Linked DNA regions of Homo sapiens: region 2 is linked to region 1. A link is an interaction called in ENCODE POLR2A ChIA-PET data of the cell type or tissue named here. Cell type or tissue: HepG2. All regions are shown on one strand.

Region 1 (5,000 bases):
CAGATATGTTTCTATTTATTTCTGTCTTTTTCTGTTTCTTTCCTCAGTGTTTTATAGTTTTCCGCGTACAGGTCTTTTACCTCTTTTGTTATACGTATTCCTAAGTATTTTGATGTTTTCGATGCTATTGTTAAATCGGATTATTTTCTTAGTTTCTTTTTCAGATAGTTCACTGTTAGTGTATAGAAACACAACTGATTTTTGTATGTTTTGTTTCCTGCTACTCTACTGACTTTATTAGTTCTAACAGTTTTTTGGTGGAGTCTGTAGGGTTTTTTATATATTAGATTATGTCATCAGTAGACAGAGACAGTTGTAAAAGGAAGAATGGATGCCTTTTCTTTTTTCTGCCTAATTGCTCTGGCTAGGACTTCCAATACTATGTTGAATAGAAGTGGCGAGAGTGAGCATCTTTATCTTGTTCCTAATCTTAAAGTAAAACCTTTCAGCTTTTCGCTGTTGATTATGATGTTATCTATGGGCTTGTTATGTTTCGATACAACTTCATTTGTTGAGTTACAACCTCATTTGTTGAGTTTTTATCATGAAAGGATGTCGTATTTTTCATGCAAAAAAATTTTATATTTTATTATGAAAGGATATTCATACCTTTGAGCTATGTATTCTACTTAAGTGCTTTTTCTTCACCTATTAAGATTTTTATCCTTTGTTCTGTTAATATGATGTATTAGTTTTATTGCTTTCTATATGTTGAACCATCCTTGCATCACAGTGATAAATCCTACTTAATTATGGCATGTGACCTTTTTAATGTGCTGATGAATTTGGTTTGTTAGTATTTTATTGAGGATTTTTGCATCTATATTCATCAAGGATATTGGCCTGTAATTAATTTTTTTTTTCTGGTAATGCCTTTGTCTGACTTTGATGTCAGGGTAGTGCTGGCCTCTTAAAATGAGTTTTGAAGTATTCACTCATCTTCAATATTTTGGAAATGTTTGAGAAAGATTCTTCTTAAATTCTTTATTTGAAATATTTTGTAGAATTCACTGGTGAAGCCATCTGGTTCTGACTTTTAATGATATTTCTCAAAATCTTAAAAATCTTCATACCTATGAGCTATTAATTCTACTTTAATTACCTGCCTTTATCACTCTTCTAATCAGGAAGAAATGTTATTTTTTGAACGTATGCTTTTGGCTATAAATTTCAGAAACTTTTATTTATTTAGCTACTTTTATAAATAATATTGGTCTCTTTATTGAAAGTACATACATGAGAACAAAGACTGCTTTAATAACCACTTAATAAATATTTGTAGAATGAATGAGTGAAATCTCAGTCATTGCCGTTAACTATTTCCCCCTTATTTTAGGAACTTATAATCAAAACTGTATTAAGCTCGGCAAGAGATGAGCCCTCTGGTCCTGCACGGTAGGTCGGATATTCTTAGACTGAGTATAACTATTTTGTGTTTGGAAGTTTAGAAGTTGACTGAATTTTTATAGCAGCCCAGATTGTTTTAGATACATAAAAGCCATTCTGAATTACAATTTTAAGTTACTTGAATAATTAAGTATTCTTACTTTTTTTCATGATTTAAATACTAACCTTTCTTCATAAACAGAATCCTAGTCACCTTTTTCAGTAACTTCACTCTTTATCTCTAAAATGATTTGTTTTAATTTTATTTTATTTAAGTACATTTTGTTTATTGTTCAGTTATATTTGTCAATGTCTTTTATGCAGTACCTTGAAATGCAGTAGCAGGTACCCAATGAATTTTTGTTAAATTGAATTAAAATAAAATATTTTATTATAGAAAGTAATATATCTAAGAAAATAGTATATTTTAATATTTATAAATATTTGATCAAGATTTTTAAAAATAGAATATGTCATAGTTTTAGATTTTTTTCTAAATGTCTTAAGAAATAAAAGCTGACATTTTCTCTGTTTTACAAAACCTTTCCAAAAAAAGATTGAGATTTTAATTAGCAGGTTGCTAGTAGCACACCATGTTTCTTCTCTTCCCCAAAATAACATTAAGTCATATTTTATATTCTTGATGCTAATTCTAATAGTACGTCATTTGCTACAATATTGGTCTGTGCTACTACTCCTCAGATCTACATCTCTGCAAAGCTCCTGTTTTCCAATCATCTACACATTTTTTGACCCAAAGTTCAAAAGTTACAGATCATGGCTTTGACTATTTGGATTCTTATTCTAATTTAAATCTTTTTCCAGCAAATGAAAATAATGTACAGTGAACCATTTGTTTAAATTAAGACATAGCTCCAGTTTTTAAAAATTTAATTGTATATTTTTCTCAATAGCCAAGCTAACTAAAAACAAATATATTTGAGAAAATTGTTCTTTTACGCTAATCCCAATTAAGTTTACAAGGATTTTCGTATAATATTGTTTCATTTAATTCTCATCACGATTTTGAGAGTTTAATAGAATCACCCTCTTCTTCCAGTTTTGCTAGCCAGATACTGATGCTTAGAAAGTTAACAGTAAGTCTCTGATAATGCATAGCTGGTGGGACGGGGGATGTAGGCAAGCTAGCTAACATTTTTAAAGCCCTTTGTATGTGCTTGCTAGGCACTGTTCTAAGTGCCTTATATTTATTATCTCATTGAATTTTGTGATACCTCTATGAGACAGGTATAATTTTCATCCACCTTTTAATAGAAAAGAAAACTAGAACCCAGGGAATTTCAATAATCTGCCCTGTCATCTAGATATGACAGAACCCTGGCAGTTTGTCTTCAGAGGCTTTTTAGATGCACAATTAATAAGTGGCAATACCAAGTTTGACCTTAGTGCTTAAGACTGTAGATCTTTTGCTTTTTTTTACCAAAAAAAAAAAAAAATATATATATATATGTTGCTTCTCAAGTGGAAGAATGTGGAAGCCTAAAACGTAGCTGTCTAGAGGTAGACCTGGAAATCATTAACACAACAGCTTGTGTTATGGAGAATATGGAAAAACCCCAGAAGTTGAATATAAGCATTGTCTCAACTTGTTTTTCTATACCTTTTTAGTATATGTTTTTTTAGAAACATACTCCCAGGCCAGGCGTGGTGGCTCGTGCCTGGAATCCCAGCACTTTGGGAGGCCGAGGAGAGTGGATCACCTGAGGTCAGGAGTTCGAGACCAGCCTGGCCAACATGGTGAAACCACGTCTCTACTAAAAATACAAAAAATTAGCCAGGTGTCGTAGCGTGCCCCTGTAGTCCCAGCTACTCAGGAAGCTGAGGCAGGAGAATTGCTTGAACCGAGGAGGTGGAGGTTGCAGTGAGCCGAGATCGCGCCACTGCACTCCAGCCTGGGCAAGACAGAGTGAGACTCTGTCTCAAAAAAAAAAAAGAAAAAAGAAAAAGAAAAAAGAAACTTAATACCCCCAGTCTGCACAGGAGCAGAGAGTTGAGCTATATGCTGGGAATAATCTAGATTATTTTGACATCTTGTGGAGGGGGGGTGTAGGAAACTCTACATGCAAGAAAAAAATATATATATCCTTTCTTATCTCCTCTTGCTACAATAAAAATTGTTCAGCATTTGTGTTCTAAGTCTCTGCCTTTAGTTAGCTGCATCCACGGAGAGCTTTGCTTCACTTGAGAGTTTATTGTTGCTTTAGGATTATAGATGTTTCCATAGCTAAACCCGAAGCTTGGTTATTTAGTGCTACAAATATTACCTAGGATTTATGGGTGAACAACAATAGGGAAAAAATAAAGTAGTAGAGTTCATCTAGAAGACTTTCAGGTAATTTTCATAGTAAACAGTTTGGTAGCCTTAACACTCTAGACTGAAAGAAGAGACTTAAGACCTTCTGATCTGCTGTGTTAAGGAAGAAGAATCTGCATTGAATTTTTCTGAAGTTTAGCATTCCACTAAAATTAAGAATATCAGTATCGGGACATGGCATATATAACAGGATACTAGAAGAAGGTGACTGTTTTGATACTTAGAACCATTATACATTTTATCAGAAGCTTAAACTTGAACACACTAATAGAATCCTTACTGATTCTAATCATAAAATAACTCTCTTCAAGCTGACACCCAGCTGAAATTATATTGCTACAGAAATGAAGCTTTGCAATACATTGGGGAACAGGATAAAAATTCTACAAGTTCTGTTTCTGTTGGATTTTAAAATAAGTTACATAAATTTTATGTTCTCAATTTGTTTTAAAACAATTTGTAGCTAGGTGTGTTAAATTTAAAAGATAGAAAAATATTTAACATATTCCATCAGCTTCATGTTTTTACTTAAGTTCATTTTGCTGTTATCAGTCAATAAAATTACACTTTCCATTTTGAAAGCAGGTTACATTTTGTTTAGGAAGCTTGATAGCAATGTCAGTCTAACAGACTAACATGGATTTTTAAAAAACATGTTGTGTGGTATCCCAGCCTGTAGTCTTCTTAGTAAATTATAATAGAAAATTAGGCTCAGAAGTTTTGGGATTCTGCTTTCTTCATACTTTCTCTTCTTTGGTTACCAGTTAATGTATAGAGTAACAAATTCATTAATTCATTTAAAATAGTGCATGTTCATTCTGTGTCAGTTGATTGTGGGTCATGTTTGTGGTGGTGGTTTCATTTTATGTAACCGTTGTTGTTTGCCTTTTTTGCAGATGTGTAGCACTTTGTAGTTTAGGTATTTGGATTTGTGAAGAACTAGTCCATGAGTCTCATCATCCTCAAATTAAGGAAGCTCTGAATGTGATTTGTGTTTCCTTAAAGGTAAAGAAAACTGTTTAGTGAAATATATTAAGATAGGAGAGAATGCATATTTTTTTCTCCAAATATTAATGGTATCTTGTGTAACATTTAGTAAATGTTTTCATTACTTTATTATTCTATTATTTTCTTGATCCTGACTCATTCCTTAAAAATTGTTCTGTTTCTTGAATTTAGGGTATCTTTATGGTGACCCATTTTTATCTCAACTTTTTATGTATTTTAGCTTTGTCCCTAAACTATATATGGTAGACATCTAAAAAAGGAAACCCACCAT
Region 2 (5,000 bases), 180 kb after region 1:
CAAATGAATGCATGTAAAACTGGTAAAATCTCAATTTCTTTATATAAGATGATATAAGATTTTATTATGTAAGATGTTACTATTGGGAGAAACTGGGGGAGGGGTGTACAGGATCTGTCTCTACTAATTTTCATGACTTCCTATGAATCTATAATTATTTCAAAATAAAAAGGAAAAAAAAACTGTGCCAAGGGGAAAAAAAAGACTATTAGGTTTAGCCAGGAGCAGTTAATTTTAGAATATTTTCTGTAGAGTGGTGAGGATAAGAGCCAAAAAAACAAGAGATTAAAGAAAGAAATAGATGGAAAATAGTCTCTTCTTCCAACTAAACCCAAATAATCCGCAGTACTTTCTTAACATTATAATCCATACCAACCAAAATGGAAAAGGCTTCTGAAATAAAAGAAAAAAGGAAGGATTCCTTTTTAGGCTGTAGCAAACAAAAACAAACACAGTTTGAGGAGATTTGGGAGGTTTTATACCTTAATGTTTAAACCTGGCTGCCAGAGGAATGTAAATAGAAGACTGTCTTTTTCTATCTTGTTATCCTCCAGGAGAATTAACTTTTCCAACCAGAAATCAACATCCTGAAGGGCCAGGATCAGAGGCCATCAAAGGTTTATTACCAGCCAGATTATTATCAAGGAGCAGAGACAATAATTATTACATTGTTGACAAACAGATACATTTTTGCTTTCTGGTCCCTTCATGTTGTACTCAGGATTAGTATTTTTAGGAAGATTAGAGAATACTTTGCAGAATACCTTAAGTGATAAAAAGTCACTAGGGAGTATATTTGCAGCTCAGCATGTGGGACCAAAGAAGTTCAGCTCATTGCCTGATCTAAAAATAATCATCCTTGATGTAGAATCCTGTTAGGTTCAGAAATGTAACATATAAGCTAAAATATTTCTACCTATCTCAGAAGTCCCAATTATACAAATTTATATCTGCAGATCTCATAGTCTAAAATCTGATGCATCTCTCTCCAGCTCTCTCCATGTACTTTGAATAAAGAATATATATATTCTCTGAATCTCTAGATCTCCTTCTCAAAATCTAATCACAACAAATTAGCTGTTTCTTTTAGCTTCCCATCAAGAATGGCTTGGCACAGTGGCTCATGCCCATAAGCCCAGCACTTTGAGAGGCTGAGACAGGAGGATCAATTGAGGTCAGGAGTTCAAGACCAGCCTGGACAACAGAGCAAGACTCTATCTCTACAAATTTTTTTTTTAAATTAGCCAGGAGTAGTGGTCCTACTTGGGAGGCTGAGGCAGGAGGATCACTTGGGCCTAGGAGTTAAAGGTTACAGTGAGCTATGATCTCCCCACTGCACTCCAGCCCAGGTGACAGGGTGAAACTCTGTCTCTAAAAAAAAAAAATTTTAATAAAAAAAGCTGGGCACGGTGGCTCACGCCTGTAATCCAAGCACTTTGGGAGGCTGAGGCGGGTGGATCACCTGAGGTCAGAAGTTCAAGACCAGCCTGGTCAACATGGTGAAACCCCATCTCTACTAAATATGCAAAAATTAGCCAGGCATGGTGGCGGGCACCTGTAATCTCAGCTACTCGGAAGGCTGAGGTAGGAGAATCTCTTGAACCCAGGAGAGAGAGGTTGCAGTGAGCCAAGATCGCACCATTGCACTCCAGCCTGGGCAACAAGAGCGAAACTTCATCTCAAAAAAAAAAGAGTCTGGGTGCAGTGGCTCACGCCTGTAATCCCAGCACTTTGGGAGGGTGAGGTGGGCGGGTCACCTGAGATCAGGAGTTTGAGACCAGCCTGGCCAACATGGTGAAACCCTGTCTCTAGTAAAAATACAAAAATTAGCCAGGCATGGTGGTACGCACCTGTAATCCCAGCTACTCGGGAGGCTGAGGCAGAAGAATTGCTTGAACCTGGGAGATGGCGGTTTCAGTGAGCCAAGATCTTGCCACTGCACTTCAGCCTGGGTGATGGAGCAAGACTGCATCTCAAAAAAAAAAGAAAAAAAAAAAAAGAATGGTTTGCTTCTAATTTCATAAAAGTTTTTCTTTGCCTTTTGATAACAACTATAATATTTCATGAATAAATGTATTTTTATTACTAACTTGGGGAAAAATCTTGGAAAATCTTGTTCATATAAATTGGGGTTAATGTTTCAGGAAAAAAAATAGAATCTTAAATTTTTCAAACTGGAAAAGACCTTAAAAGATTCTCTATCAAAACCCCATTCCACCCCCACCCCACCAACTACCTTTTTTTTTTAACTATTTGAGGCCAAATAAATTAGCTTCTCAAATTCATGAAAGGCATAAAGTTAGAGATTTTAATGCTGTTCTTAGAAACTACAGCCTAATCTTTGCCCTTTTGCCAAAAGAAGAAGGAGGAGGAGGAGGGGGAAGGAGAAGGAGGGAAGAGGAGGTAAGAGGAAGAAGAGGAAGGAAGAGGAAGAAGAGGAAAAGGAGGAAGAGGAGGAAGAAGAAGAAGAGGAGGAAGAGGAAGAAGGAGAAGGAGAAGAAGAAAGAAGAATGAGGAGGAGGAGGAAGAAGAAAGAAGAAGGAGGAGGAGGAGGAAGAAGAAGAAGAAAGAAGAAGAAGAAGAAGAAGAAGAAACTACTACACTACTGCTACTACTGCCGCTACCACCACATTTTTTCTGTCTGAATTTGAAAAGACATTTAAAAGTCAATTATATTTTTTGGTTCAACTACTTGATACCAAAAGAATTTGGTCATATGTCTTAACAGCACACATATATATATCTTAAAGAGTGTGTGTGTGTGAATCTATATCTACATATAGCACTTTGTGGCCACATTGAAACACTTATCAAACTACATTACAGCTATTTGTGAATTGTCTATTCACCTGACACAATAGTAGCACCTGGAAATTAGAAACCATATGTTTTTTCCTTACCTTGTGCATTTTTCCACTTTTGAAACTATGAACTATTTCAAAATATTCTCAAAAATAGAGAATAAAAAATAAAAACATAGAGAATAATGTAACAAAGACTTATCATCCAGCATTACCAAATCTTAACATTTTGTTACATTTATTGCATTTTTTAAAAATGAAACACTAGAAATACTGTTGAAACCTTCCAAATTCATTTTCTTCCTTCCCTTCTCAGAGATAATCACTACTATCCAGGATTTGGTGTTATGTCATTCCCATGCATGTTTTTACAGTCTTATCACATATGTATGTATCCATATATTAATATATATGCATTTTATTGTTTTGCATATGCTTTAAAACTATTTTAGTAGTGGCATACCCTGAATATTCTTAAATTTGCTAAATTTTCTTAACTTACTCTGAGCTTTAAGGCTTATCCATGTTGGTAATAATCATTCATGTATTCATTCAAACTGCTATATAGCATTCTATAGTATGAACACATCCCTGGTGAATATGTAGGTAGTTTTCATTTTTCACTATTATAAACAATGCTGTAATGAATATTCTTCTAGATATCTCTGTGCACATGTGCAAGGGTTTCTTTGGGATATTGTTGAAGAAGTAGAATTGCTATACATACTGATAAATTGAAAATGAATTACTTGATATTGACAAATTGCATTCTAAAATGGTTGTCTGATTTTTACTCCCACTCATATTTAAGTCCCCATGTGATCTAGTCCATTTTTTAAATTTTGGCTAATCCGATGGGCGAGGATGACATCTTATTCTTTTGACTTAAATTGTCCTGATTATTAGTTATATTGAACATCTATTCATATGTTCATGGACCCTATTGGATTTCCTCTTCTGTCAACTGCCTGTTTTTATTCTTCACCAATTTCTCTCTAAGGTTGATCAGTAGTCTTTCTCTATATACTGTGCATATACTAATTATTTGTTGGTTGTATACATTGCAAATATTTTCTCCCAGTGAGACCTTGTCCTTTTCATTTCCACCAACCAGTAAACTACCTAGAACCTAAAATATAGAAAAGAGTGCAGAAGAAAAAAATTTTTTGAGACGGGTTTTTTGTTTTTTGTTTGTTTTTGTCGCCCAGACTGGAGCCCTGTGGCATGATCACAGCTCACTGCAGCCTCAATCCCCCAGGCTCAAGTGATCCTCCCACCTCAGCCTCTTGGGTAGCTGGGACTACAGGTGCACACCACAACAACACCTGGCTAATTTTTTGAAATTTTTGTAGAGAGGGGTTTCACCATGTTGCCCAGGCTGCTCTTGAATTCCTGAGCTCAAGCAGTCTACCTGCCTCGGCTTCCCAAAGTGTTGGGATTGCAGGTGTGAGCCACCATGCACGGCCAAAAATTTTTAAAGATACAAAGGGAGAGGGAGAAAAAGGGAAAGAGCAATTTCACACATCATTCTCACCAAGGTATAGCCATTTGACGAAGTTTTTATGGTAGACTTGACAGGACTAATCATCAAATTATTTTCATTGAAAACATCTGTTTTGAATTTATTTATTGATTTATTGATGTATTAAATTTTTTACCATCATAACATCAGGGCATTCTGTGTTGCTAGTGGTGGTACTGACGATGATGCTGGCTTTTTATTTTATACATTGTTATTTTGGTCCATCTGAGCAACTATTTTTTAACCAAAAGAAGTTATTTTTTTTTCTTTTGCCCACTTTTTTGGCAAGTCACTATAGTTGAAAAAGCCTCATATCTAAGTTAATAAATGTTATAAGTTAATAAATGTTACCTTATGATCTCTTAAGACTGTTCTATTGCCGTTTTTTCTTTATCCTCATCCCCAACTTCTGTTCAATAGAAGGCACAATTAATTATATAAAAGATACATAGAGTCTGCATTTGCTTTCCTTAGGCATAGGAATTACACTGGCTATTTCCATACAGGCAGTATTCTCCTAGACCTTCTCTATAGATGCCAATTAGAAGATTAGCGTCTTTTCTCTCTCCCTCTTTGCTATTAAATAGTCACACAAAAGCTGAGCTGACAAATTACTCCGTCCATGGTGCTCGACAAAGACAGACAATAGATCATCATCATTTACTATACTTGAATCC

Evidence for each region. Peaks named below come from ENCODE experiments on the same cell type or tissue, not always from the same donor. Only the 100,000 strongest peaks of a DNase experiment are listed, where the experiment ranks them.
Region 2: POLR2A ChIA-PET joins it to region 1 with 9 read pairs; 2 of 35 experiments call an interaction of 5 or more read pairs at or near these places.

The regions. Positions count from the first base shown.
Region 1 is chr14:35,655,533-35,660,532 of GRCh38, reverse strand. RALGAPA1 (Ral GTPase activating protein catalytic subunit alpha 1) reads left to right here. Exons shown (of 42, transcript NM_001346249.2): 28 at 1,337-1,395; 29 at 4,618-4,726. Among named protein-coding and RNA genes, the nearest start is that of SNORA101B, 100 kb to the left of the region's middle. In HepG2, no CTCF peak of the experiment used is centred here; a DNase peak (open chromatin) is centred at 2,962.
Region 2 is chr14:35,471,980-35,476,979 of GRCh38, reverse strand. It overlaps LOC107984681 (a long non-coding RNA gene), which reads right to left and starts at 1,972. Exons shown (of 2, transcript XR_001750713.2): 1 at 1,851-1,972. LOC105370450 (a long non-coding RNA gene) reads left to right here. Exons shown (of 3, transcript XR_943749.3): 3 at 555-1,058. In HepG2, no CTCF peak of the experiment used is centred here; no DNase peak of the experiment used is centred here.